2 separate regions of the Homo sapiens genome follow, and region 2 is linked to region 1. Evidence: chromatin loops called from intact Hi-C (ENCODE). Cell type or tissue: heart left ventricle. All regions are shown on one strand. Each heading gives the region's core, and the rest is flanking DNA. Links, peaks and the distances in the headings are about the cores only.

The links. Peaks named below come from ENCODE experiments on the same cell type or tissue, not always from the same donor. Only the 100,000 strongest peaks of a DNase experiment are listed, where the experiment ranks them.
Region 2: a loop joins it to region 1, with 2.5 times the contacts of the local background. A loop is called at or near these places in 2 of 110 quality-filtered maps.

The regions. Positions count from the first base shown.
Region 1 is chr9:123,823,320-123,838,627 of GRCh38, reverse strand. The region is part of intron 2 of DENND1A (DENN domain containing 1A); the gene reads left to right. Among named protein-coding and RNA genes, the nearest start is that of DENND1A, 99 kb to the left of the region's middle. In heart left ventricle, for the core only: no CTCF peak of the experiment used is centred there; a DNase peak (open chromatin) is centred at 5,597; H3K4me3 peaks cover 838 bases.
Region 2 is chr9:123,748,539-123,763,846 of GRCh38, reverse strand. It overlaps DENND1A (DENN domain containing 1A), which reads left to right. Exons shown (of 24, transcript NM_001352964.2): 5 at 6,025-6,144. Among named protein-coding and RNA genes, the nearest start is that of DENND1A, 170 kb to the left of the region's middle. RefSeq lists enhancers at 9,748-9,797, 13,782-13,911. In heart left ventricle, for the core only: no CTCF peak of the experiment used is centred there; no DNase peak of the experiment used is centred there.

The sequences.
Region 1 (15,308 bases), core at 2,594-10,593:
CAATTTAAGGACATTTGGGAAATCTTTGGGTCTGATCTATTGTTACTAATGATTCTTGATATGGCTATTTTTTTTAAGTTGTCCAAATTTCAGTTTTCTAAGGATTCAGTTAAAGCACTAGCAGATTCTGCAATTGCTCCTCAAGTATCATCATTTTTCTTATAACTGAGTATTGAAATGGAGCAAAGCTCGTGGCTGTAACTTAACGTTTGTTAAGCTTCTATTTGCTTTATATATATGTATATACATATTATATATATACACGCACATATACACATACACAGACATATACATATATACACAGATGAACAAGTATGTGTGTATTTTTTCTTATTCTTCCTGGAGCCCATAAGAGATTAATTATTGTCCTCATTTTATAAGTGTTACAAACCAACGCACAGAAAGATGAAGTAACTTGCCTTAAGGTAATACAGCTAGTAAGTAGTGGATTGTTGATTCGATTCTAGGTCTGTACTGTGCTGCCTGTGTCTATAATAGCTCTGCTTAAGGTTAATGGTTAGGTTGTGTTTCTGGAATGCTCAACTTCTCTGTTGGAACAAGGTTTTGCATCAGTATGGGTTGGTTAAAAGCGTAAATTCTGGTTCTGGTACAGCCAGTTTATAAGCTGTGTGACGATAGGATGTACAAGTTGTTTCGTATTTTTAATTTATAAAATGGGATTATTAATGGGTCCCATCATAGAGGTTTCATAGGAGGAATGAAAGAAATAGTACAGTCTTTTTGCCACAACATGTGCAGGAGCAGTGTCAGAATAGTGTAGAAATTGCATTGGTTTATATGTTTTATGCCATCAGGTTGGATTAGCTGAAGTCAAAGTAGACTAGCACTGTTTTTCTTGGTCTTTACATTTGGGCAGGTTCTCCACTTTCTCAGTTTTTTTCCTTTTCTTTAGGAAAAGAGGTGCTGACCTTGAGGTTTAGGTTGAGATTGCCATGATAGAGTCAGGGCTCCCAAATTGTGCTTTTAGCCTTCTTTATATAGTGTTGAACAATAATTTTAAAATAGTTTGGTGTCTCAGTTTTCAGAAAAACTACATATGTATAACGTTTTTATTCATACCTTATCCCTGGATAGTAGTATCTGGTTGAACAGTAATTTTAAAATAGTTTGGTTTTTCAGTTTTCAGAAAAACTACATATATATAATGTTTGTATCCATACCTTACCCCTGGATAGGTATCTGATTGTTTCTGGGTTATGCTAATGCAACAGGACTATTTTGAAGTTGTGTTTTCTCCTTTAACTTGACCTGGTTTGTTGAAAGATGGTCGATCCTCTTGGGGGCAGGCAAGGGGGTGCTAATTGTGAAGTATCTTTGTTGAGTGATGAGACACTGGTGTCTGTGAATGTAGTGGAATGGTGGGATCGTTTGATTATTCTAATTGCAGACAATCTAGGAACATAGGAAAGCAGCATGCAAAACATAAGATGCACAGGCTTTATCCTCGGTTGGGAGGAGTTTAAATCCTGACCCTTTCTTGGCCAGTAAACTGACTTGGACAAGGCACTTGACCTTTTTGGATCTCAGTTTTCTCATCAGTAATATGGAATTACTATCCCCTTCCTATTTTATTATCTTGAGAATTTAATGGCATAAGAAATGTAATAATATGAGGTATTCAGAGTACTTTCCTCGTAGTAGGTATTCAATATATGTTTAGTAAGGGAACTATAGAAGATAACAAATGTAGTTGTATTGTAGCCTATTTTATGCAATAAATATTCCAAAACGTTTTATATTACTATTTTTGTAAATTATCTGTTAAATGAAACAGAAAGGGAATGAACTTCTTTTGAAAAAGTCTGGGAAATTTTGTAATGTGAATAAACAACTTTTATTTGTAAGATAACATTAAAAATTATTTATAAAAATGTATACCTGTATACATTTTTCTGTATAGAAATTTGTTATATGCAGTAACATTTTAGTATTTCCTCAAATTTGAAATGAATATCATGTGATATTAAGTCACTTAAAAATTCTCTAATATGAGATATGAAAAACTTAGACTCAAACTATAATATATTTTACTTAACCACCTTTTTGGCTACCTTTCTTTTGGTATTTTATTATATATCCTTTTTATTTTTGTAAAAAAGTATATTAGCTTTTTTCTTCTTAACCGTATTTTTCCCCTCTATAATTTGACTGAAGAAATGAACTTGTGTTACTTTTTCTCTCATATTAAGCCAAGTCTGGTGAATAAAATACCCATAGTCAAGAAATTTGTGTGAGCTTGGCTGCACTGTGAACTCCCTGATTTCCTTCAGTCTTGTTAATTCATATGTGAGCCCAGGGGTATTATTGCCCATTAGCCTTTCCTCATAGTTATTTTATGAAAGTGCACAATTAATGTGAGAGTGTCGTGAAACCTTTGGAGACAGTGCCCTGGACATACTGAGGTAAATTTTGTTCAAAATCAACAGATAGCACCCTACTGTAATCTGCTAACAGCTTGTTTATCTAATTGTCAATAAAATTTCTGGTTCAGGAAAGAATTTATGTTATCCTGAAACTTAACATACCATGTCCCCGGAACCAAGGAGAAATAATAATAGTAACTGCCAAACACCTACTGTGTGTCAGACACCCTGCTGGATACTTTACACACAGATCTCTCATTCTCAAATTCTGAGATAGCCCTTCTTCCTCATTTTATTGAGGGAGGTTGAGAAAACAACCCCTAACCATCTCACTTTTGCCAGGCTTCATAGCTGAAGCTCTCCCCACTTTTATATAGCATATATACCATATACCACTTTTTACCATATCCTCAGGAAGCCCAAAGGACCTAACAGAAGTCAGAATGTATTTTGATGGAAAGTTAGTGATTCTTTTCTACTAATTTTTTTCTATCGGAGTGAACGAAGTGTGTGGTGGAGGAGTGTGTTTTGAGAGTTTTTGCAGTAGAAAGGTACTCAGGTTTTTTCTTTTTTTTTTTTTTTTCCTGGAAATCAAGAGGAAAATGCAGATATCCAAGATAAAGAGTTAGGTAAACGAATAGTAGTTTGTGGATAGGGTCTAGATGAACTAGACTTCTGGAAGGATCCTTTGATTTTTGAAATGTATTATTATGATTGGATAGTTGTGTGTGTGGCAGTGGTGAGGGCTGTGATGAGTGTGCTTGACCATTATAAAACTACCTTCATTACTAGAGGGACACAGATTCCCCCCACCTCTACCATGATTGTATTGTTGAAAGCCGCCTTTTATCATTTTGCTGCCATATGTGTTTGTGAAAATCAGCTGCGTTGTAAAAATTCTTACTTCCTGGAAACCAGAAACCCATTCAGCTAGTGTCCCTACCCTGACCACTTCCTCTTCGTTATTTCTAAATGACAGTGCTATTCTGGTAGCATTCCAGGCGTTCATCTAGCTAGGATTCCTTTTTCACGTTTGCTATTTGGTGCATTTTCTCCTGTTTTATTTGGTTTCATTGTCCTGATTAGTTCACCGAGTATAATAGAAGAGACATTTGCTTTTTTTTTTTTTTTTCCCCTCTAAAGCAAGTTATTTTAGAGGGAGAGTTTACCAGTGATAAGAGCTGTTTATGTCCTGAGCGATTGATTTGTAATTAATGTTGCCTGGGCTCTTGCCTGTTGGCAGAATTGGTAACAGCTTGCAGTATTTTTTAAATTCTCTTTTCTTTTTGGTATTTTGACAATGTCATTCATATCTCATGAAAAACTACCTCAGACAGGTTAAATGTGTTAAAACATGGAACGAAAAGGATGGAAGGAGACCCAGTGCTGCCTAGAAACCTTGATCTTTTGCCAAAGTATTTAAACAATTTAGTGTTTTGGTTTCCTAGCTCCAAGCTGCTTCTCAAATCCCTTGCTAATTAATCCAGTTAATGCTTTGTAGACTTACTATATGCGGTGCTTTGGCTTGCTCGTCTATCATTGAGAAGTCCGTTTTGTTTCTTGGAGAAAACCTAAGCTCTGTTCTGGTGCAGAGCTATATACAGGGCTTATGACGTGTGAGTAGTTTGGGGCCTTTAAAACCCGTATGCATGTGTATCTATGTAAGCATATATATACGTGTTCTCTGCATTTCATAGTCCTTAGGCTTAAAATTTTAAAATAAAGACACAAAGTAGAAAATAGAAATCAGGTATTTCACACCAAACCAATGAACTGATTGAAAGCTCCCTCTGCTACTTGCTTTGTTAATTGTGCAAATTATTTGATGTCTCTAAGCCTCAATTTCCTTATCTGTAAAATGGGGGAAGATAATTTATTCCTCCTCATAGTATTGTTGTGAGGATGAAGTGAGTTTCTTATATACTTAGCAAGTGTCCAGAACACAGTAAAGCTCAGTAAATGATGACTGCTTTTATGATTCTGTTGTGACCCTTATGTGTTGAATAAATTAACTTCTTTTGGTGCTTGCTGAATTGTGGAGGAGGTAGATTCCTTTTATCTATTTTCTTTTGGCAAAGGTATCAAATGTCTCAATTTGTATCAAGGATTTAAAAATCAAGCATTTGTTCATTTAACAGTAGTGATAATAAAAAATAGACAACTGTATTCTATTTGAGCCTGTTTTTTTTGAGACAGAGTCTTGCTCTTTCGCCAGGCTGGAGTGCAGCGGCGTGATCTCAGCTTCCTGCAACCCCCGCCTCCCAGGTTCAAGCAATTCTCCTGCCTCAGCCTCCCGAGTAGCTGGGACTACAAGCATGTGCCACCATGCCCAGCTAATTTTTGTATTTTTAGAGAGGGGGTTTCACCGTGTTGGCCAGGATGGTCTCGATCTCTTGACCTTGTGATCTGCCCATGTTGGCCTCCCAAAGTGCTGGGATTACAGTCATGAGCCTCTGTGCCCGGCCTGAAGCTGGTTTTAAGACCCATTGATGTGAGTTATCAATACAAAAGATCTTTCTAAAGTCTGAAAGGTGAATATCTCTCATTTGCTTACTAGAAAGCTTAGGTGCAGAAAAATATATAGGCTATTTCTTTTTCCCAGTTAAATAATTACATCAAACATGGAGGCACATTCAGGACTATTTACTGCTAGTGAAGCTCATGATGACTTTTTTTTACTAACCATTTCTGAAATTCATGTATTATGCCTAAAAAAGCTCAGAGTAGGTCTTGGGAATTAGGAATTGGCAGGGTTCTCACTTGATCATTATAGGAAATTTCACATTTCTCCCCCCTAAGGAATTTGTGGAGAAAAAAATTGTCTGCCAAAAAGTGTAAAATTCTGATTTTTTTTCCAGCTATTTGTTTTTGTTTTTATGTTTAGAAAAACTTTTTTATAACATGAAAAACAGGAACAAACAGGAAAATGCAGAAATACAAGTTAACAGTTTGATGGATTATCACAAAGTTAAAACATCCAGGTCAAGACATAGAACATTAGTAAGCATCTTGCCAGCCATCCTTATGTGTCTTTCCAAACACCATTCCCTCAATTAGAGAACCATTACCTTTTTGTTTTTTTTTCTTTCGTTTCCTTTTTTTTTTTTTTTTTTTTTTTTTTGAGATGAGGTCTCACCATCGTTCAGACCGGAGCGCAGTGGCGCAATCATAGCACACTGTAGCCTCAAACTCCTGGGCTCAGAGGACCCTCCTACTTCAGCTTCCTGAGTAGTCGTGACTACAGGCATGGACCGCTCCCCCGGACCCCCAACCTGGCTAATTTCCTGCTGTGCTGCCCAGGCTGGTCTTGAACACCTGGGTTCAAATGGTCTTCCCACCTCAATCTTCTGAGTAGCTATGATTACAGTGTGAGCAAATGTGCCCAGCTAAAACCATTATCTTAACTTCTAATAGCATTGATCATTTTTACCTGTTGTTCAACATATATACATGGAGTTATATAGATGGAGTCATGAGTGTATTTAATATTTTACTTGGTTTCTTTTGCTCAACAATTGTATTTGTGAGATTATCCTTGTGTGCACCTGTAGTTTGCTCCTTTTCATTGCTATACACTATTCTGTAATATGAATATGCCACAATCGATCCATTCTACTGTCTGTAGAGATTTATGTTTCCCCTTTGGTTTTGGTTATTTCAAATAATGGAGCTATGACATTATAGTAAATATATCTGGTGTTTGTATACTCCCACTTTTGTTTGGTATGTACATAGGAGTGAAATTTCTGGGTCATATTGTTTGTGTATGTTTAGCATAAAATGCCAAGTTTTCCAATGTGGTGGAACTGATTTGCATCCTCATCTGCTGTGTGAGCTCCTCTTGCTCTATATCATCACCAACACTTACTATTAAAGGTCTTTTTAATTTTAGCCATTCTGAATGAATGGGTAGTGTATTTTGCTTTGGTTTTAATTTGCATTTTCCTGATTACCCATGAAGTTGAACATCTTTTAATGTACCTGCTGGTTATTTGGCTATGTTGTTTTGTTGTTATTTTTAAGGAATTCTTTGTATACTCTAGATACAGTTTCTTTGGTTATGTGTTATAATTTACCTTGTACTCTGTGCCTTATCTTTCCACTCTTTTAAAAGTTAATATTATTTTTAATTGACATCATAATTTTATATATTTATAGAGTACAAAGTGATGTTTTGATATATGTGTACAATGTGGAATGATTAAATCAAGTGAATCAACATGTCCATCACCTCACTTATTATTGTTATTGTTTTTTTTTGGAGATGGAGTCTCACTCTGTTGCCCAGGCTGGAGTGCAGTGGCATGATCTCAGCTCACTGCAACCTCCGCCTCCAGGGTTCAAGAGATTCTCCTGCCTCAGCCTCCCGAGTAGCTGGGATTACAGGCACTCACCACCATGCCTGTCTCATTTTTGTACTTTTAGTACGGACAGGGTTTCACCATGTTGGCCAGGCTGGTCTTGAACACCTGACCTCAAGTGATCTGCCCACCTCAGCCTCCCAGAGTGCTGAGATTATTATTTTGCCATATGAATCTTCAGTAGGCATAGCACTATTTATTGCAAAGATCATCCTTTCTCTACTTTTCCACATTGCCACTTTCATTAATCAAATGTCCATGTATGCAGGGGTCTCTTCCTGGTCTCTTTATCTATTTTACCACTACCAGCTGAATGAATTATTGAAGCTTTATAATAAGTTCTAATACCTAGTAGACTAAGTCTTCCCATTTTGTTATTGTTAAAAGTTTTTTCTTGGTTATTATTGGTCTTTGTAGTTTCATATAATTTTTGAATTGGTTTGTTAATTTCCCTTAAAGTGCCTTGCTAAGATTTGTATTGGGATTTCATTGAATTGATATAAATGTGAGGAGATTTGATTATTTACATATTTAGTCTTCACATGAAGACTATATAATGAACATGACAGATTCCTTTATGTAATGTAGGTCCTTTTGTCATTTCTTTCAGTTATTATAGATATTCGTGTATAAGTCTTGCTTATTTTCATTATATTTATTTCTGGGTATTTAGTGTTCTCTGCTATTGTAAATGGTATCTTTGAATTTCATACTCTAAATATTTGTGGATGTGTTGAAATACAGTTAAATTTTGAAACCTGACGTAGTATCCAGCACATTTGCTAAGCTGTTTTATTGATTCCAATAATTTATCTGTAGATATTGTATTTTTTTAAACACAATCATGTTGCCTGCAAATAATAGTTTTATTTCCTCTTCTAATCCTTATGCCTTCCTTTCTTGTTCTTATTACGTGGGCTTAAGACCAGCAGTATAATGTTTAATGAGATTGATGATGGCAGGATTTCCTATTCTTTTCTGGTTTTTTTTTTTTTTTTTTTTTTTTTTTCATTTTTGAGATGAAATTTCACTCTTGTCACCCAGGCTGGAGTGCAGTGGGATGATCTCGGCTCGCTGCAACCTCTGCCTCCCGGGTTCAAGTGATTCTCCTGTCTCAGCCTCCCGAGTAGCTGGGATTACAGGCGTCTGCCACCACACCCAACTAATTGTTTTGTATTTTTAGTAGAGATGGGGTTTCACCATGTTGGCCAGGCTGGTCTCAAACCCTGACCTCAGGTGGTCCGCCCCCCTCGGCCTCCCAAAGTGCTGGGATTACACTTGTGAGCCACTGTGCCCGGCCCTCTTTTCCCTGTTTTGAAGGGAAAACTTTCCACATTTCACCTTTCAGTACCACGGTGGCTATAGGTTTTTTTAATTGAGTTTTTTGATTGATTTATAACTCACATATAGTAAAATGAACAAATCTTAAGCATACAGTTTGAATTTTGAAACATGTATACACCTGCGTAATTAACACCTCAGTCAAGATGTAGCTCAGTTTCCCATATACTCTTCTCTTTATTTCCAATTCCTTTACCCCACCAGAGACAACAACTGTTCTGATTTATGTTACCATAGATTAGTTTTGCTTTTCTTAAACCTTATAGAAATGGTATTCTATAGCATTTCCTTACAGAAATGGAATTCTCTTGGTTCTGGCTTCTTTCACTCAACATAAAGATTTTTTGAGAATCATCCATATTGCTTCACCTATCAGCAGTTTATTCTTTTTACTGGTAAGTAGTATTCCATTGTATAAATATTATAATTTGCTTATCCATTTGGATGAACATTCAGGTGAGACACAGTTTTTAAAAATAGATAACCTTTATCAGATTAAGACATCTCCTTTGTGTTATTGGAATAAATTCAAGTAGGTTGTCATGTATTATTATTTAATATATTGCTGCATTCCTTTTGCTAAAATTTTGTTTAGAATTTTCACATCAATGTTTAAATGAGGGATAAATTTCCTTTCTTGCATTGTCTTTAGATTTTAGTATCAAGGTTTTACTGGCCTCAAAACGAGTGTTTCCTCTTTCTCTATTCTCTGGAAAATTTGGTGTGATATTGATATGTGTTGTTCCTTAAAAGGTTGGAAGAACTTACTAATGAAGCCATAAGAGCTTGTAGTTTTCTCCATTAAACATGTCTTAATTATGTGTTCCCTGTATTTAATAGTTATTATACCTATTCAGGTTTTCTATTTCTTCTTGTATCAGTTCTTTTTTTGTACCTGTTTCCTTGTTTTTTATTTCTTCTTTTGCCTTTTATTATCCATCTGTTTGATTTTCTTTTCCTATCTTCAATATTTGTCACTTTACTTTGAATCCCTTTTAGCTATTTCCTCAGGATTTTTTGAATTTATCTCCTTTTACCTTCTGTTTCTCTTAAGGCATTATCTGTTGTGGTTTGTTGTTGTTGTTGTTGTTACTGTGTTTTCTCTAATTGGTTTTCATATTGGAGATGATTTTTTTCTTTTAAGTCTGAATTTTTTTTGTGAGTTCATCACCTCATTTTTACATTTTTGTAATTCTGATTTGTGTATTATTTCATGTCATGTGTAATTTTCTTAAAGTATTTTAACTAATTTGAAAGGAAGGTTATGGTTTTTATTTTGTGTTGATGTTTGTCTATCATGCCTTCATTGTCTCTAGGGACATTAGTCTGAATCTTACTCTGCTTTTTCTAATCATAACTTCCTATAGGATCTTACATTAACACTCATTTATTGCTCATTTATATGTGAAATTAGTTTTTCTGAACCTTTAGGAGGAGAAGTAGGTAGCTGTTATACTTCACTGAGCTATCTCTTGTAAAGTTTTCCTGTGATGCTTAAAAGCATATGATTTGTGGCCTAATCTTGCCTGGCTCCGTTCCCTTCTCCTGCCTTTTCCTGAACTTTTTCTTTATTTCAGTTCTGTGGTCTCTATACTGTTCAATTTTGATTTTACTTCCAGAAGCTTCACTTTGCTGTAGGTCCTTGTCCTAGAAGAGATCCCTATCTTTGGGAACTCAGAGTTTTAGAAACTGTATGACAGTTCTGCAACCTTCTTGTCAGAATCTCAGTTTGGTTTTTGATATTTTCATTGGGTATAGAAATCTAGCTTGGCATTTATTTTCTTTCAGGATCTTTAAAATATCATCTCATTGTCTTCTGGCTTACATTGTTTCTGCTGGAAAGTCATCTGTAAGTCTTATGGGTGTTCCTTTAATGGCAATTTTTTTTTCTTTTTTTTTTTTGGCTACTTTTAAGTTTTTCCTTTTCATTTTTAATTTTTAGCAGTTGCACTATGATTAGTGTAGGTGTTAATGTCTTTGCATTTGTCCTGCTTGAGGTTTAGAGTGTTTCTTAAATCTGGGATCTGATTTTTTGGTATGAATTTTGGGTATTTCTTAACATTACTTATTATTTCTTGTAAGCCAATTCTCTTTCTATCTTTTTTCTGGGACTCCCAATGACATACAAGTTAGGCCTAGTCACAGTAGTTCATATATAACTTACTCTCCCTTCTCTTTTTCAGTGTTATCCATTTGGGCTTAATCTGGATATTTTTTTCTGACCTATCTGTTCACTTGTTTTTTTCTTCAACTAATCTATTGTCCACTGAGTTATTAATTCATTTTTTTGTTCTAAAATCTAATTTATCAGTTTTAATTTTATGCAAAACTCTCAATCTTTTTAAACTTTCTTCCCCTCCCTGTCTTCCATCTTATCTCCCTCTCTCTCTCCCTTCCACGTCTTTCTTTCTTTCTCATATTGAGCAAAGTTATTTCAGTCTGTGAAATAACTGTGTCTGAGGCCAGTATTATTTGAATCCCTTCTGGGTCTGTTTCTATTGCTTTGAATCTCTGTTGTCACCTTTCTTTTGTCCCTGTTTACTTCGTAATTTTTTATTGAGTGCCAATTGTTGTATATTCAAAACCAGGTATATTTTAAGGTCTAGGGTAATATTATCCTCCTCCAGAGAGGATTTATATTAATTTTGTTTTTTAAGGCTAGTCATGCTAGCAATTGTCTCATCCCCTTGCTCCATCCTTCCTTCCTTCCCAATTAGGGGTTTAGGTGATTTGAAGATGGGCTTAGTCTCTGAGGATTCATCTATTTCCTTTTTACCCATCTCATGAGGTATAATTATTTGAGGTCCAACCCAAAGCCTAAAGCACTTACTGGGACCTCTTCTATTCTGTGGGCCCTACAAAAAATTACAGTTTTGTCTTCTTCATCCTGTTGGGGATTTGAAACCTCTGATCACCTTTGAGCCCCTTAGTTGCCTCTTCAGTAATCAGCCCATATCCTTGGGAGAAACATGTTCTTAAATGCTAGAATTTTGTGTCTGTGTGTACATGTACATGTGTGTGTGACAAGGTCTCACTCTGGTTGCCCAGGCTGGAGTGCAGTGGCATGATCATGGCTCACTGCATCACCAGCCTCGACCTCCCAGGGTCAGGTGTTCCTCCCACCTATATATATATATATATATATATATTATATATCCATTAATGAAATTATTCAAGGTCACAACAAAATCTTTTTCCTGAGGCCACTAAATAATCTTATTCTAGTTCTTCTTTTCTTTCAGACTTAGGACTTTAGGCTAACAAGTACCCTGACATTATAAGGCAGGTATACAGGAACTATAAGTGAAAGAGAAAAGAGGCCAAATAGGATGCATGTGATGTGGGTGTATATGTGTAATATAGACTGCAGAAAACCTATAATTAATTTTTTATATGCATGAATAACTACATATGAATCCTCCCACATAATTAGTTGAGTTGTGTTGAGTTCTTTTTCAATGGAAAAATATTTTTTCAGGAATTTGTCATACATTACAAGCTTTGATTTTTTTTAAGCTCTCTACATGTAGATGTATACTTTTAAATCCACACTGTATAATTAATCATGGGTTTGTTGGAATTACAGAAGTTATTTTCTAGCTTTAAGTTAGGTTTACATTATTGCTTATTTCTAGAGTCATACTTTGTATTTCCTCGTCTGTTTCTATAGTGCTTTGTACCATCATCAGTTTAAAAGAAGAGTTTAAAGAATGCTTTTTGATAGGCCTCCCACTAAGAGAATCTAGTTGGTGCTTAATCCTCACACCTGATAAATGGGTGAGATGCTTGTCCACAGGGCTGTGCAGAAGTTGCAGGTTTTGGGAACATGGCAGATGGGACAGAGTGGAGAATAGGTTTAATTAGAGGGGAAGCCAAGGGGTATCTTGAACCAAGTCTGAGAGGCAAGGTGAAAAGGGGAGAGCTAATACTGAGAACCTCAGCCAAGAGAATCAAGGGTATCATGGAATGTGGTGTGAGGAATGGTTTGATACAAGTATTCTGGAAGTAAGGTGGAGGAAAGGAAATGTGTATTGCAGCAGTGGCTTGAGGGGCATGGGGGAGAACATGGTGGCTTATAGGAGTCTTTCTGGCCCAGGACATTAGGAAATACTTTTTATTTATTTTATTTTTATTTTTATAGAGACAGGGTCTCGCTCTGTCATTGTGCTGTAGTGCAGTGGAGTGATCACAGTTCATTGCATCCTCCACCTCCCAGGCTCAAGCAATCATCTGACTCCAGCCTCCTGAGAAGTTGGGACTACAGGTGCAAACCACTGCACCTGGCTAATATTTGTATTTTTTGTAGAGATAGGGGTCTCACTTTGTTGCCCAGGCTGTGGAAATAATTTTTAGAGTCCATAGTTCACATCAAGGATCTTTTGTATTAGTTAACTTCCCCTAGCTTATGCTGCCTGAAGAAATTAACAAAAAGGACCCCAGAAATCTCAGGGGACTGAGAAAAACAAAAGTTCATTACATTCCTACAGTACCTTTTGGTTATAGCTCTGCTCTAGGGTCAGCTTTGACTCTCACTCAGGTATCCAAGCTGAAAGAGCAGCCCTCATCTGGGACATCCTTTTCTCATGGCAGCAGAAAAAGAAAACTGATGGAACCATGTGATAGCTCGTAAAGCTTTAGCTGCAAATTGGCACAGGCCACTTGCATTCACATTTCTTTGGCCACTGCTTTCACAGAGAAGGGCACTGTAAGTCACATGCCAACAGGCAAGGATGTATAATTTTCTCCAGGAAAGAGGGGTGAAAAATCGGATACAAAATTACAGTCAACCACATCTTCCTTTCTGGATGAAACTTTACATGTGATAAATATACACTCTTACAGAATTAGATACAATTTACCATTTTATATTGGCTTTTAAGATATGCATTTTCTCCCAAGTTAAGGTCTGAAATCGTGATGCATCTTACGGTAGATGGGGTCTTATAATCACTGCAAGCCAGGCAGCTGTTGTGATGTCATTGCCTAGGCATGAGAGAACTTGGCTGCTAGTCCTGGTGGTAGGATTGGACACCTGCAACCATTGACATTTCAGGATCATTTGAGAAAGGAATATGAGTCCTGACTTTCATTTGAAAATTTTCTGTTGACACCCCCTAGTAAGATCAGCATCCATTACAGAATGGGTGTCACCAGCTTGAGAAAAAAAATCTCAGAGGCAGTAGTTGCGCTTTTCTTCTTTTTTCTTTTCTTTCTTTTTTTTTTTTTAAAAGAAGAGCTGTGTCATCAGTGTTCCCAGGAGCATTGGGAACACGAATACTTTCACTAATTGATTGTGCTTATGTTTTACTTTTTATGTATGTATAGTAGTATTATATAAAAAATCTAGAGAACTGTATCAATAAGTGTAAGTTAATTTTACGTGATAAGAAACCATGGTACCAAACTTTAATTGCTCTCTCTTCTTTTTTGTTTTGGTGTTTCATGACTAATGGTGCATTTTATTCTCAGTGGCACTTAGACTCTGAAATATGGTAACTTGCTTCTTGCCCACTTAAAAATATTCATTATTTATTGGGTAAATGGAGCCAAGCTTTCTTTCTTAGAAGGCCTTCTTATAGGACATATTTTAAAATGAACTTTGAACTAATTTTACTCATTCTAGCTTTAAATAAAATTTATAAGAGATAGGTAAAACCTATGTTCTTGAAATGAAATTTTATTCTATTGTTTGGTACCACATAATGAAGTTAATCTTTTTCTCCAAAACAGTAAACTTTTAGTAAGGAGATAGGTTTTATTTTATTTTCTAATCATTTAATCTTACACTAGAATCGATAGCTAAAGCTTTTTTCCCCAATAAATTAACAGTTTACAGTAGTACCTTAGATATAGATTGGGAGGTATGCTGGTGTTATTAAAAAATCAGATGAACTCTATAAACACCCATTTGGAAAAATAGCTATTTTGACATCTTTCTTTTCTTTACTTTTTGGCTTTCTCAGTTTTGAAGCTACCCAATGTATTTTGAGTTTAAATTACATATATTGGTGAAAAAAAAAAGTTAACAGTATGTAGTCCATTGGTGATTTTCCAAATCCAAAAATTGATTTACCAGCAGGTACTATACAAAATTTCTTCACATCGCATTCAGCAAACAACTACTGAGATATTATGTTAGAATTTACAAAGATGAATAGAACACCACTGTCCCGCCTTCAGAGAACTTTCAATCTATTGTTGGCAAGTGATTGCGAGTTAAAGGTCTTGTTACCCCACTCTGGATTTGAGTGGTACTGGGGTTTAGAGTGTAAGAGCTTAAGTTTTGGGGTGTTTCTAGATCTGAGATTAAGTCCTGGTTCTGCTCCTTTGTCAGATTCTCCCTACTTTACCTCTCTGAGCCTGTTTCTTCTGTAGGGTTACTGTGAATACCTAGCACATTGTAGATGTTCAGTAAATGTTAGCTGGTGATAATGAGAATTATCACCTTGATAATTCTCATCTTCATTTCAGTGTTATGAAAGAACTTTGATTTTCATGTCAAATAGACCTGGCCAGATTTCAGTTCTGATGTTTATTAGGTGTGCGATACCACAGTGCCTACTGAATGGCTCTTCTTGACTTTCTTCTCATAGACATCTCAAATTGAACTTAGGATCATTCTCCTAATTTTGCTTATTCAACAGGGTTCCCCTCTTAGAGTTTCTTGTGCCAGAAACCTGGGAATTGTTCTCTTTTCCCTCCGTCTCTCTTGGTGTTTCTTCTGTCTTACATACTCACTCACCTTTCCCATTCAGTTCTATCATCTTATCTCAAGCCGGCTGACTTCCTTCTGCTCCCACGCTATCACCTGCATCAAGTCCTGCACCACTTCCCACTCAGGCTACTGTGGTTACCCAGCTAATCTTATATTTCATTTTGCCTAATTCCAGTCCATTCTCCACAGAACAGCTAGAGTTATGTTTGGAAGACACATGGGATCTTTTCGCTACCTTTTACTCCTTTTTGCTTAAAGCTTCTCAGGGGCTTCCTTTTATACCCGAATGAAGTCCTCAGTCCTTAGTGTGCCCCATGAGACCCTGTGTGACTTGGCACAAGCTTCCTTCTCTGGCCTTATTTCTTACCTCTGGCTCCCTTGTGCTCAGTGATCAACATATTGGGCTTCTGTTCTTTCTTCTTTTGACCCGCATTCCTTCCTGCCTCAAGTCTGCCTATAGTCAGTGCTGTTCCATCTGCCCAGACCACTTTCCTTTTCCCTACTTTT
Region 2 (15,308 bases), core at 3,866-11,865, 76 kb after region 1:
AGCTGTTTTTATCGAGGTCATCTAAAACCTCCATATTGCTTAATTCAGTAGACATTGTTTTTTCTTCTTCTCATCTTTGATGCATCAATACAGTTGACCACTCCCTCTTGTTTGTTCTGCTGGCTATTCTCCTTTCTTTGGTCTCTTCTCCACCCATCTTCTAAATTGGTGTTTCTATAAATTAGTCCTGGATCCTCTTTTGTTTCTCTGAACTCCCTCCCTAAGTGATCCCAGTCTTTACCATGGTGTTAAATACCATCTGTTTGTAGATGACTTCCAAATTTGTAGTTTCAATCCAAACGTTTCCTCTGATTTCCTAACTAGTGTATTCAACTCTGTACTTGACATTTCTATTTAGATGTTTTACAGGCTTCTCAGACTTAACATATCCCAAATGGAACTCTTGGATCTTCCCCCAAACTTGTTAGTCTTTCCTATCTTCAAATGGTAATATTCTGCCTTTTTGCTCCCCAATTCCCAGTCCATCTGCAAGCCTGTCATTCATATCTGCTAACTATAACTTGAACTATCCATCCCTCTCCATCTCTACTCTCCCTACATGAGTTAAGCCACCATCCAGTCTCACCTGGACTACTGCAATCACTTCCAGATTATTTTCTCTACTCCTACTTACACCTTCTTCCAAACTGCTCTCTGTATAAGTCAGTTGAAATATTTGAAGCTATAAACCAGACTGTGTTTTTCTCTTGATCAAAATCATTCAGTGGCATTCTATTGCCTCCCCCCACCGCCAAAAAAAAAAAAAAAATCTGAATTCTTTACCATGACCTGTGGGACTCTCTGTGTGATCTGGAGCTTGCTTTATCTAGCAGCTTAATGTGATGCCACTTTCCCCTTTATCTCCTGTGCATTAGCAGGACTCCTGTCCTTTTGGTTCCTTGATCATAACTAGTTCTTTCCAGTCCCCAGAATCTCTGCCTAGTTCTTTTCTCTGCCTGAAACAACCCAGTGCCCTGTTTCTTGAGTGGCTGCTCCATTTCATCCTTTGGTCAATATTGTTGCCATCCCTGAGAAGCTACCTCTGACCACATTATCTCAGTAGGGCCTTTCCTTCCCTTCCATTTTCCTCTATCTTCGTTTCTTCTTTGGTTTTGTAATACCACTATTACAAGCTGTATGTTTTGTGGTATACTTGTTTATTACTTGTCTCTATCTAGACAGAAAGCCTGCAAAGGCAGGGGCCCTGCCTATATTGTTCAGTGTTGTATATCCAGCACTTGTTACAGTGCCCAGTGTAGTTGTAGCTCAATTTGCAAAATGGATAATGAAACTTAAAGTGAAGCTCACATGTAAAAGTTTGTTTCTCACTGGGAGACTAGAATCAAACTGTCCATCCTCATGCTTCATACCATTCATGCACTGGCCCTGTAAACAACTTCAAGATTAAGCAAAATGCTACTGGAGAGGCCCTGAATGGCTGATAGGCATTTAAAAGGAAGCATGAAGGTTTAGGTCTGTGGCTTGAATAGCTATTGCTTTTCTCCCTTGTTTTTCATATTCACCTAGGCACGGGAAGCTACAAGAAGCACAGCTAAGGCTGGTCTTGGCCCTGGTCTCCTGGGTTTATTTCTGGAGAACTTCAAATGTGGTCTCCCTAGCTTAGTGAAAAATATGGTTTTTTGTTAAGACAACTATCTGAATTCCTCGCATACCTTAGTTCCTTAAACCGAGTTGAAAGCTTCCCAGGGAGGATTTTCATTGTGTTTAGTGCAGCGTGGCAGAATGGAAAGGACTTTGAACCAGAAGTTGGCTTGGATTTTTGTCCTAGTCCTGATAACCTTGGAAAACAAAATGAAAGTAAACCCTAAATATCAGTTTTCTCATCTGTGAAACATGAGAATTGGGTGAGATGGTTTCTCCTAGCTTCCATCATCCTGAAATCTCTGGTTCCTTTGGAAATTATGGATGCTGAGGTAAACTCAAACTGCAGACTTTAAGGAAGCAGACCCTTTCCCCAAGGTCATTTTTATGGAGAAATAGTGAACACTCCCATAGACTACCCCAGCAAGTAGGAGAGAGAGAATGATAAATTCCTTGGAGATTCAGAACCCTTTTAAGTTAACCTCTTTGACTTCCCTTGCCAGACCTTTAGTTTATTGGAAATTGTCCAAGGAAACAATCTTTTAGAGCCTACTGGTTTTGGGCTTTTGTCGACTTCTACTTCACCCTACCAGGAATTAAAAAAGGGAATCAATTGAGAATAAGTACCTCCTGGTAAGCTGTGGCACCCCAAAAAGAATCTTTTTCACTGTAAGGCAAGCATCAGTCACTTGGTCACCCAGAGGACTAGCCTTTCCTGAAAAATATGCAACAGGCAAGAGAGAAAAGAAAGCAGACTTCTTCCTCTACTCACAGATATTATAAAGCTGAATCAGGAAGATTCTAAGCAAAGGCCTAGTTTTTAATGTGAGTTTTAGTTTTCACAGTTGGCAACAGCTTGCGTCCCTCTTTTTAATTGTTCCTACTCTGGACTGACCTTTATACTAAATTCTTTTCCATTTATTCTCAAAACATCCTTTGGGTTGGATGGTAGTGTCTCATTGTTATTCCAGGTGAAGAAACTCAGGTGCTTAAAGGTTTTAAGTAACTTGCTAAATTTAGTCAGTGATTGAGTTGGGATTTGAACCAGGTAAATGAGTAATGATTCTTTCTCTGAGCCTGTAGGGTAGCTAAACACATTTCCAGCATTTTTAATAGGAATAAAAAGAGAGTAGGAAATTAATGACACACAATTCACAAGTCAGGTGCATTCATTCTCTGTCTTTTTCCTGGAGAATCCTGGGTGTTTTCTTTTCATCGAGTCCTATCGATACCCTTCCTTTCTAGGATGATACTTAGTATTCATTTTAAACATTCTAGAAGTGAAATCAAAACCTGAGTTAAAACACTGAACAATCATATTTTGTATGATCACGTAGTAGTGTTTCTTAAAAGCACAACCTTATTTGTAACTTGGAATCATCCAGACCTGTTGCTTTAAATATTTTAATAAAACAGGATTTCCCCTCCCCCATTGAGGCCCACTTTTCTCCCCAATCACTTTAATTATGTGAGCTAGAATGCTGTTTCTCACACATCTTCAGTTCTCAACCTTGTTAAAATTAATCATATAATCCCCCTTTAAAACATAGTATTAAATCACCATAGTAACACAGTATCCAAGCTTTATGGATAAAACATAACAGGCATAGGAAGGTAGCGTTTGGTGTCCCCTTGACGGCCCTATAACTTTTATAGAAATGTGTTTCTTCTCCTGGCTGTGTAAGGTGGAGGGATAGCATTACTTACACCTGCTTTATGACCACGTTGCTTTTAAATTGCCACCTTGTTTTTGTTCACCTTCCTAGTTAAATAAGGAGAGTGGAACACTTTTTCTTTCTGAATTATTTTCTTGTACTCTCTAACCACTCTCTAAGAGATGGAGTTGTCTCCTTAAATATGACCAGGCAGAGTCCATTGACCTTTGTATTGGAATACCTTGAAAATTCCTTTAATTTTAATTATTTATGTGGCTGTATAAGGGAGTTTTAGAAAGTCTACCCTATCTTTGAAAACTTTATTCATATCATATCCAAAGACTCAATAAGAATTCTACCTTTGGAAAAAGCTTGGTAAACCATGATTTTTAAATTTCTTCTGATAATTTATAAAGTAATAATTGATAGCATAGATTTGACTATTTTACCAATTTGAATACACTTTGTAAAATACAATATGAGTTGATGAGTTCCTTTGAATAACTCAGTGTTGAATTCTAGCATATTACGTTAATATAAATTCATGTATTAGAATTTGGATTTTTTAACCAAAAATACCTTTATTTTAATCTTCAGAGAAAAAACTCTTTTCTTCTTTTTCTGAGATAATTACTGTAACTTACAAAAATGGATATACATCTTCAAAGGATTTCCCTTGAATGCGAAATTTAGCTTTATGGGATCTAAGCATTTAAAGGTAAAAAGCAAATTCTATTTTGTTGCCATTATAAGACAAAACTGAATCTAGCATAAGGTAGGGAAACCCATTCACTCTTCAGGTTCTTCTCTGACAGGAACTAGCATTGTTATATTATTTCCACTTAGCAAAATCTGCTCTAATTTAATTATACTTCTTCCTGGCCAGGCGGTAATCCCAGCACTTTGAGAGGCTGAGGCAAGCGGATCACTTAAGGCCAGGAGTTTGAGACCAGCCTGGCCAACATGGCAAAACCTTCTGTCTACTAAAAATGCAAAAATTAGCTGGGCGTGTTGGTGCACGCTTGAAATTCCAGCTACTCAGGAGGCTGAGACATGAGAATCACTTGAACCCGGGAGGCAGAGGTTGCAGTGAGCCAATATTGTGCCACTGTACCCCAGCCTGGGTGACAGAACAAGACTGTGTCTCAAAGTAATAGTAATAATAATAACAACAATAGTACTTCTTCCTTCTGGTGTGATTTCAAACTCAGTGACCTCTTCTAGTCCATCTTGACAAAGTCATCAACTCCTAGAAGAGTACCCACGATTTCTTAATGACTCTTCACCACAATGTGAATTCTTGAGCCTATACATTTGTCTACAAGCTCTAGCAGCAACAGCTGGGCAAGTAGGTGGTAGCCTTAGCCGCCATAACTGTGACGGAAGCGGGATGTTTAAATTTTTAAAATGGAATGAAATCCAAGCTAACTGGTAAACTGATTTTAAAAACTGGATTTTTAGACATTTTACAACTTTAAAAAAAGAGTTTGGCCGGGCGCGGTGGCTCACGCCTGTAATCCCAGCACTTTGGGAGGCCGAGGCAGGTGGATCACGAGGTCAGGAGATCAAGACCATCCTGGCTAACATGGAGAAACCCCGTCTCTACTAAAAATATAAAAAAATTAGCTGGGCATGGTGGCGGGCACCTGTAGTTCCAGGTACTCGGGAGGCTGAGGCAGGAGAATTGTGTGAACCAGGGAGGTGGAGGTTGCAGTGAGCTGAGATCACACCACTGCACTCCAGCCTGGCAACAGAGCGAGACTACATCTCAAAACAGAAAAACAAAACAAAGAGTTTCTGTAATCTGATTAGTATTGTTTTTAAAATTTTTAAAAATAGATATTTTAATGTTGCGTTTATGTGTGGTTTTTAAATTTTTGTATTGATATATTTTTAGCTTTTTTCCTTTAACGTCTTTCTTTAAAATGTTGTTTCCATTTCTTAGAAAACACCATGCAATGCTAGACATTTTGGTTATTTCTGTCCTCTAAAATAGGAAATATGTTTCTCATAAATTCAGAAATTATGAAAGATATAGGAATTTAGGAAAGTAACACCTAAGCTTGCCCTGTTTTCTTTCCAGTTTCAATTTCAGCTCCTCCTCTTTGTAGCTGTGTGAACGTGATTCAGTTACTAAGGATGTATTCTGGTCCTTAGTTTCCTTTTCTGTAAAATGGGAACATCCTCTAAATTCCATGGTTGTCCTGAGAGTCAGGGAGATGGTCTACGCATATATGATGTCTAACTTTGTGGCTGGCACATAGTAACATTTACCTTTTGCTCTGGCAAGCACTCTTATTTTCTGAACTAGGGAAGTTCTCAGGTGAGGATTGTTAGCAGCAAGCTGGTAGAGTGGCCTGTGGAATCAGCGCGAGGGTTAAAATCCAGCTTTTTGCCACTGATCAGCTGACCTTAGGCAATGCCTCTCTAGACTATTTCTTCATCAGCAAAATGAGGTTAATAGAGGGCACCTTTCGGAATTGATGGGCTGACTAACAGAGCTGCCTCAGAGACTGAACTCAGTAAGGAGAAGGTATGATAGCTCTGATTATTTGATTTCTGAGGTGGTCACTAGAATAGGCTGCTGGCTGTCTTTTTTTTTTTTTTTTTTTTAACTAGCTTACAGTCTGTTCCCTTGAAATGTGTAAATTTTAAGAGTTCCACTGAGAGAGGAAATGTTATAAGTTCAACGACTCATTGTGATTAGATACTTTATCAAGAAACTTACTGCACATTCATTTTCCCCTTTGTTCTGCCTTTGCTGCAGCCTCACAGTTAGCCAAGTTGGCCAGAACTTCACATTCGTGCTCACTGACATTGACAGCAAACAGAGATTCGGGTTCTGCCGCTTATCTTCAGGAGCGAAGAGCTGCTTCTGTATCTTAAGGTAAGGGAGAAGGCTTGGGCTGTTGGCTTGTTCTCTGAAGCAATGTCAGCTTCTGCATTGCTCTTCCGTAATTAAATCTTCCAGCTGTTCATTTCATTTTCCTATCTGTTTCCCACAAGTCACTGCATTTGGGGAGAAGGACTTCACAGTGTTGTTCTTGCACTGTAAGTTCTGCAGATAATTGTATTTATTTATTTGTATCACATCCCTTGGGTGGGAAAGGGGACCATCTCTTCTGAGTAGTTTGTGGAAGCCAGAGAGTCAGTGTGGCTTCAGTGCCTTCTGCTGTTATCTGGAGCTGTCAGAAATTAGCCTGTTAGACTTTCTCTTGGACATTTTGTGTATGTAAGATTATTAATAAAGTATGTGTCTGTAGCTCAGGACATCTTGCAGACACAGACTGTGTCCGCCTTAAAGTAACACCCTTGCCCCCTTTGGGTCGGTGAATGAAGAACTGTGTCCCATTTTGGCTACCTCTGTAGAGGTTTGAAAAAATTAAGAATCGTGTAAGAAGGCTTCTTCAGGTCTTCTAAAAGCCCCTCATACACCAGAGCCACACTTGCTTAAGGCTCTGTTTCCTCCTGCCAGAGGGGTAAGGCATGTTCTGAGGTGGGAGGATGTGTGGAAATCCGATTTTGGAGCTGCTGGCTCTGTGGACTCCTGCTGGGCTCCTCCTGAGGGGGAAGTAAAGGCATCCCCCATGCTCCCCTCTCCATCTGCCTTGGTTAAGTAGGTGTCAGAGGGGCCTGCCTCCTGTCTCTCTCTGCTCATGTGGAACAGCCAGGGCACAGCAGCAGGAGGTGCCCATGACAAAACCCGGGCCCCCAGGCTTGGGTTGGGCCTGGGCCTGGGAATAAAAGGCCAGACCCTCTATGGATTCCAGAAAGGGTAGCTCTCTGCGGCACTAGTCTCTGCACTTTCTTCTTCTCATCAAGAAAAGACTCCCCCACTGACTTCTGTTCCCCAAACCCACACACCCTCACACCACAGGGGAGGAGGGGCTGACTTTGGAAGTTCCCAAGCTCACTAACTGTCAATCTGGACTGCTATACATTTGCATTTCTCTACACAAATCTTAGTATCATTAGTGCTTTTAATCAGTGAAGTCGACTCTCTTCTGCACCAAGCATAGCATTTGTAACCTGGGCACAGGAGGATGACTGCTGGGGAGGCTTTAGGAAGGAGGCTGCTTTGGGAGATTCTGTGTGTTCTGTTGTTCTCAAGCACGCCTTAGTAGCCCAGGCCCAAGAATTACCTGCCCAGAGCATTAGAATTTGATGTAAATGATTATTTACATTTGGATTGAACAGTGCAGTCTTTTTCTTTTTAAAGAAAAATTTCTCTTTCAGTTTTGTCTGTTATATTTCAGCCCTGGCCAGGCCACTGCATATTTATACAGTTGACCCTTGAACAATATGGGTTTAAGGGTACTGGTACCCTCACACAGTTGAAAATCCACATATAACTTTGACTCCTCAAAAACTCAACTATGGCCGGGCACGGTAGCTCACGACTGTAATCCTAGCACTTTGGGACGCTGAGGTGGGTGGATCACCTGTGGTCAGGAGTTTGAGACCAGCCTGAGCAACATGGAGAAACCTGTCTCTAACTAAAAAATACAAAAATTAGCTGGGTGTGATGGCACATGCCTGTAATCCCAGCTACTTGGGAGGCTGAGGCAGGAGAATTGCTTGAATCCGAGACATGGAGGTTGCAGTGAGCCAAGATCGTGCCACTGTACTCCAGCTTGAGTGACAAGAGCGAAACTCCATCTCAAAAACAAAACAACACAAAACCCACAAAAACTTAACTACTATTCCATAGCCTACTGTTTACTGGTAGCCTTACCTGTAACATAAACAGTTGACTAACACATATTTGTATGTTGCATGTCTTATATACTGTATTCTTACAATAATTAAGGAAGGGAAAAGTTATTAAGAAAATCATAAGGAAGAGAAAATATATGTACTGTTCATTAAGTGGAAGTGGATCATCATAAAGGCCTTCATCCTCAGCATCTTCACACCGAGGAAGAAGAGGAGGGGTTGGTCTTGCTGTCTCAGGGATAGCAGAGGTGGAAGAGGTGGAAGGGAGGCAGGAGAGGAAGGTATAACTTTTACTTTAAAAAATCCACATATTGGCCAGGCACGTGGGCTCACTCCTGTAATCCTAGCAGTTTGGGAGGCTGAGGTGGAAGAGGAGGAAGGGAGGCAGGAGAGGAAGGTATAACTTTTACTTTAAAAAAATCCACATATTGGCCAGGCATGTGGGCTCACTCCTGTAATCCTAGCAGTTTGGGAGGCTGAGGTGGGCAGATCACCTGAGGTCAGGAGTTCAAGAACAGCCTGGCCCACATGGCAAAACCCCATCTCTACTGAAAAAAAAAAAAAGAAAGAAAGAAAATACAAAAATTAGCCGGAGTGGTGGCAGGTGCCTGTAATCCCAACTACTTGGGTGGCTGAGGCATGAGAATCGCTTGAACCCAGGAGGTGGAGGTTGCAGTGAGCTGAGATCATGCCACTTCACTCCAGTCTGGGCGACAGAGCAAGACTCTGTCTCAAAAAAAAAAAAAAAAAAATCTGTGTATAACTGGACCTCAGCAGCTCAAGCCTGTGTTGTCCAAGGTGAACTATGTATTCATTTGGAGGTGGTGAGGCTTAAACTGAGTTCTTAGAGTTTTGCAAAAAGGTTTTTCTCTATAATATGTTTGGGTTACAGTGTTTCTTTCTAAGCTGTGTGTGTGTATGTATATGTATATTCTAAACTGGCACTATCACTCAGCAAATTTTGATAAAAGTATTCATTTAAAAATTTACATTTGAATTTGCTTGTCTCTGATTCTGATGTGTGACTTTGTGTGCCTATACAAGTAGGGTCCTGGATTTCATATTTGTGAGAAGCCAGTTGAATAGTCTTCGTGCTTTCATCCTTTAGAATGAAAAATGGCAGCAATTGATGTGTTTTTTAAATCTGTTATAGTAGGTTAGAACTATGGAGAAAAATTCGGTGGGTTAATTCATTCATTTGTGTGTCAGTTCTTAATTGAATTCCTACTATTAGCTAGTCACTGTCCTTGAGTAGTTCCCAGACTAGCTGGGGAGATGGATGATCACAATACAGTATGCTGTATCTAATACACAGAATGATCCCAAGGCATAGTGTCGTCTTGCTGTTGCTTTTCTAGTGCCAGAGGATAGTGACTGTGGCTAAAAATAAAAGAGTCCTAGATGAATTGTGGAACATGAATTTTATGAGTATTTAATATGAGGGTAGAGAAGCTATCTTTTCCAGCTTGTGTGGAAATAAAGGGCACACCCACTGACACTTTCCCTCTGTTGGGTTTGGGAACATTGCTAGGCTGAGACTAGCATGTAAATGGAAGGGTTTACTGTTAAAGCTGGATGACTGGTTGACGGTGTATCCACTGGGGAGTGGAGAGGTCTGCCAAGAGAATGAGAGCTCAGTTTGGGTCTAGGTTACATTGTTGTATTGTCCTCTTCTGCTGCTCAGTCTCCTTGCTTCCTTTAGATACTTTCTCTTTAGTTAACCTGTGCCTTGAGGTCCAATCACCCTTCACAGTGTGCCCAGGGCTGTGGCTCAAGTCTGCTCATAAACTACCTCTACTTTTGCTTTCCATTTCTTCTCAAGGGATGTAGCTCTCAGTTATGGCATCTGTGCAGACGTAGCCCCTGTGGTTCCAGGATTTAGCTTCACTTCCTCCTTGTCTGACATTCCAAACTTCTATGCTTTCTGGTCCATGTGAACCACTCAACAGTCTCTGCTTTCACATGTTTACCCATCCTCCCAGACTCAGCCTAGGCACCTCTGCAGAGTAGCCTTCCCCATGTAGAGGTAATCATTCCCTCTCTGGCACACCCAGCGTGCTTTGCATTCTTTAGTTACACACTCATAACCTTGGTCCTCCTTTGTTTTCCTCCTATTGGAAGGTCAACTCTTCAGGGGTAAAGGCTGGATCTTAATTAACTATGCATGCATCTCCAGCAGTTAGTGTAGTGCTTATCCAAGATATTGTGTGCATTGGGATCAGAGACAGGGAAATGCATCAAGAATGGGAGGGCAGGGCACCAAAGACTTTGAATGAGAGGACAGGTGTCATGGGACGTAAATTCAGAGAGGAAATAAGAAATAGTTGTTGGAAGAAGTGTAGTTCACATTACCAAACTCATTTCATGCTAGTTGTAAGAGATGCACCTTTTAATCTCACAATGGAGGTTCAATATTGAGTGATAGACATTTTGTCCATGAAGGGTTAAGCCATCTGTATTTTAAAATTTAAACTTAATTTCACAATGAAAGGTTTTTAGACACCCTTTGTGCAACATAACCTACTTATTAGGTTCCTTTTTATTTTCTGTTCCTCCCCACTAGGGCATGAGCTCCATGAAGGCTGGGAATTTTTATGTTTTTTTCTCCTCCCACAAATACATCCAAAGTTTATTGAAGAATATTCTGGCACATAGCTGACATTCCCAGCTAGTCTGGGAACTCTTCAAGGACAAGGACTTAGCTAGTACTTGTTTTATGAAGGAATGAATGGGGAAATAAGCCCATGTTTATTAAAAAACATTAGAAACTTTGGTATGAACTCTTATTACCAGCTAACCTTGGCAGAAACCTAGTCGTACCAAACAAGTCCTATTAACACAAATGCCACTATAAATCAAATGCATTATTTCCTCCCATGGTTGACTAGTTCCTGCCACTGAAGAATTTTACTCCTCCTTGAGATTTGCCACATTATTTAATGAGTTCCTGGATGGGAGTTGATACTAAATTAAAAACACCAGCTAGGAGAACAGTAGTTACGGATTAGTTAGTCTCCATCATAAACACAGGGATGTGAGAGCATTTTAGCATTTTCATATTGTACCATCTGAGTCTGATGCAATATATGCATTTACCTCTGAAATCTTTAAATATTATAAAACAAAGTGACCTAGAATTGAAATTTGTTATGGCACTTGATATTTGATTTGCCCCAATGGCACATACTCCATCAAGGCCAAAACTGTAATGAAAGATGCGATTTCTAGCCAACTTCTAGTTCTGGATCAACAGAAGGAACACAGGAGTTCAAAGGTTTAAATTTGTGTTTGAGGGTTATGGGGAGATATGTCATACAATAATTAAATACCTTTTGTCTTTTATAAAGGAACTACACAAATATTTGCCCTACAGTTTTCTCCTGCTTCCATTGGGATCTTATTGAAGCTCTTAAGAAAGATTGAGTAACTGTCCTTACACCCAAATAAAACTAATTTTATTATACATTTTGGAAAGAAAAAACTTTTTTCCTCAAGATGCTGTCTAAATTTTTTTAGTTTAACTTTTTAAATTTTTATTCAATTAAAAAGTATCTGAGTACCTAGTATATACCCAGAATGGGCAATACATAACACTTGGTCTCTGGCCTTCACTTGTTTCAAGGTCCCTTAACATGAACACAGAGATCTAGCCCCAGATCTCCATTTGAAAACTCTTCAGATATCACACTCATCCAAGATTTTGATGAGCTGAACTTTCTGAACTTGGTAGTACAAAATGAAAAAAAAAAGTATTTCTTGTCATTTACCAAATATAAAATCTAATGTGCTTCTAGGTGCACTGTTCATGGACCACCTCTGATTTTGATATCCATCTCCCACTGCACTTCTGCTACCCTCACTCTTTTAGGAACTGCTCAATCTTTGGGGTGGGAAAATGTAAACAAGTAATGAAAACATAATGCGATCAGTGTTGTTTTAAGAAAACATATTTATGTGTAAGGTTCTTCAAAGTCACAGATTAGACAGTGCCCATCTCTAACTTGAGAATAAGGGAAAGTGTTGCTGATGAGTTCCAGTTAAACTGAGTCTTGCAGAATGAGTGGGGGCTTGGCTGGAGGAAAATGGGAGAACAGCTCTCTAGGCAGTGAGAACTGATACACAAAGTCCCCAAGAAATGAAAGGTATAGCAAGATGAAAGGATGCTGAGAATGCAGTGAGGGAGCAATAGCAAGAGATGATACCATCGAAGTCTGGGGTCCAATTGTGAGTGCTTCTGGGGCGTGCTCAAGATTTTAGATTTATCCGGTAGCAAATGGAATACTGTCAGCTGGTTTCGGGTAGACATTAGAGATGATGATGTTTTTAGACCAAGGCAAAAGTGATTTTTTGAATGTGAAATGTGCTTGGGTTTTTCTGGTTATTGTTTGAAGGGATGTTGCGTGTCACTTTGGAGGTAGCACCCAGATTTAGACTGGATTTTTCAAACCTCAACTGCAGGGGGTTTTTTTGTTTTCTTTTAAAAACAAGGATAGTGATTATCCCTTCTTCCATGCTAGTTGGCATATGGACTTGATTCTAAACCTGAGTGGTGTTCAGTGACAACCTTCTTCCTTCTGGAGCACTTTCTGATCTCAAGACTGGAATGACCATTGCATCCATTCTCAGCTGTGTTACATTCATTTTCACTCGAAACACAGAAAAGCTCCATTTCCACGGAGCAAAAAAGAAGCTAGAAGTAATAAAGGAGTCTGGCTTTAAGAACTTTGGCTTTCCTTGCTGACTGTTCCAGTGTTTTTAAACAACACATACAGTTCAGGAATAAAATCAAAGGACTCTGTTTCCTCAGGCAGGTGCGGTGGCAGAAGCCCTTTTGGGTTGTGTGTTAGCTGCTTTAGTTTAAAATAAGTGTTTGGGAGGTGGGGGAGGGAGTCGGGGAGGAAGGCTGTGGGGACAGCTCCCAGATTTTTACCTTGAAAGCAGGTGCTGCTGAAATATTCCAGAAACAGATGGAATCTCCTATTCTTGTTTTAAGCTGTTTATGGTTGTCTCGCCCGAGGGTACCCTGCTATACAAAAATGCACAGCCTGATGTTTGAGGGCAGTTGGGCATCAAAGCCGGGGCCCCTCTGGGAGAAATCAGCCTTTCTTCCCAGTGCCTTAAATGCCATTCTGGAAACCTGGGTCTTTCATACCGTTTAACAGAGGACTTTCCTTTGCCTTTTGAGTGTTTCTGTCTCTCTGGAACTGTTTGATTTCTTTTTAATTCTTCTCCTTAAAAGTAAGCTGGATACTGTGTTGTTCTTGTTATTCTCTGGATGGTCAGTTGGCAGAAGGCCCCACTGCTAAGGCAGATTGATAATTTCACCGACTGTGGGTCTCAGAACATGGCATCTGTCAGAAGCTGAACATAGAGGATGGGCCAGGGAGTCTGCTCTTTCCTAGGCCCAGGGCCCTTCTGAGTTCCTCAGTATTTTGAAAGGCTTGTGTGGGTGCAGGGCATGGGGTGCTCTTCAGAACATCAGTTTGTGGGAGTTTATAACTAGTTTTTCTGAATTAAAAAATGAAGTGGTTGGGGAATGTTGCATGTTTTATTGCCATACAGATGCCTTCATACTTAGAAACATATATAATCCTCTGGGGAGCCACAACTCAACAATAGTAACAAGCTGTACAGTTTAAAGAAAATCACCTTTGAAGAGAAGAAAGAGAAATAGCCGAAACTGCCCTTGCACTCCCAGTGGCCTGCTGTTGGAGGTTGATTTGAGGGCTGGGAAGCTGCGCAGTTGGAAGGACAGGTGTGTCTTCTGCAGTGGCCATGGGGGCTGGAACAAGCAGCCAGCCTCAGGCTGTCCACTGCAGGAGGAAGCTCCCTTTCTCCTCCTGATTCTTTTCAGAGGACACCAGCCTGGCACAGCCTTCCCTCAAGCAACCTGACCCTAGGGTTGTAGGGTATTTGTAACTCTAAGACTTTGGCTAAAAGGGATTTTTTATTTTTGAGACGGAGTGAATTCTAAACCTTACAAGAGATGTGATACTTTCTCTGTTTTGGAAACAGAACACTTCCTTGTCATTAATCCTCATGAAGCTTAGTACAGGGCAGGAAGTGAAACCACCTCAAGAACTCCAGGAGTGTAGTTCTGCCTTGTTTTTTGCTCTCTACCCACCCCCGCATTCTTCAATCATCTTGCTACCTCTAGTGACTGCTGCTGATGGCTCATGTTACTTCATCATTTTGAACATGGATAGACTAACTCTGGATAACTCACTACAGAGGATTTGGAGTGGAAGGCAGGAATTAACATTTATCAGCATTTATTTAATATGCCAGCTGGTTTATGTAATTTTCATTTATTTTTATAGCAATCTTATGAAATTATCTCCATTGTAGAGATAAAGGGATTGAGACTGAGAGAGATACAGTGACTTGCCCAAGATCTCAAGGAGAAAGTTAAGGAATCTGGTTTGGAAGCTAAAATCCAACCCAAAATTTATACTCTCAACTGCAAATTCTGTCTTCCTGCCACCAAAGCAACTTTTACTGCTTTCAAAAGGTTATTTGTCCTCTCTTTCTATATGTATATACTTAGTTTAAAAAGACATAATGGGTAGTTTGCCCTTGCAGAATGAACTCAGAGGTGAGCTTAAAGAGCTTTCAGAAATAATGTTCTACAGCTCACCCTCATCTTATAAATGATGAAAATGAAACATGAATGAGACAGGAAGATTTTTGTTCCAAGCTCTTTGGCTGGTGAATGACAGTCTTCTGACCTCCAACCCAGGGTTTTGCCCGTGATATGGCAATGATTCTTCCAACTCAGGAGAATGAGCCCAAGGCCAGCTGGAACTAATGTTTTTTCAAGACTCAGTAGCCCCTGGTTAGTGTCAAGGAGTCACATTCCCTTTTGGTTAGCATCATTATGAGCAATGTGAATAATCCAACTATGTGATTATAGAGTGAACAAGATGATCAGTTCTGTTTAAATCCGATGCAAGGTATGTTTGAATGGAAAACCAGTGAAATAGAGCCTGTCTTTTGAAAGGATCTCAGAATTCGACATGAGGGACCCTTTTTGGGAGATGAAAAAGCATTCTACAGGAGAGGCTCCTCGGTGCTTTTTGATTGAGTTTGAGTGTCAACAATTTTTCTTGGACCTCCCTGCAAGCCAGCCACTTTCCTTCAACAGCAATAAGCAGAAGGCATTTATCTGAGCCTGATCTTTGCTTTTCACTGGGTGGGAGGTAGAAAAGAAAATGGCTCAAAATACACCTCACTCCTAAAATTGCCCTTTGCTTCTAAGCTACACTCTTAAGAGCAAGATGGATTTGTGAATACAGGAGTCTGAATTTAAGTTGTCTGGCCCTTTCAGGGATCAGT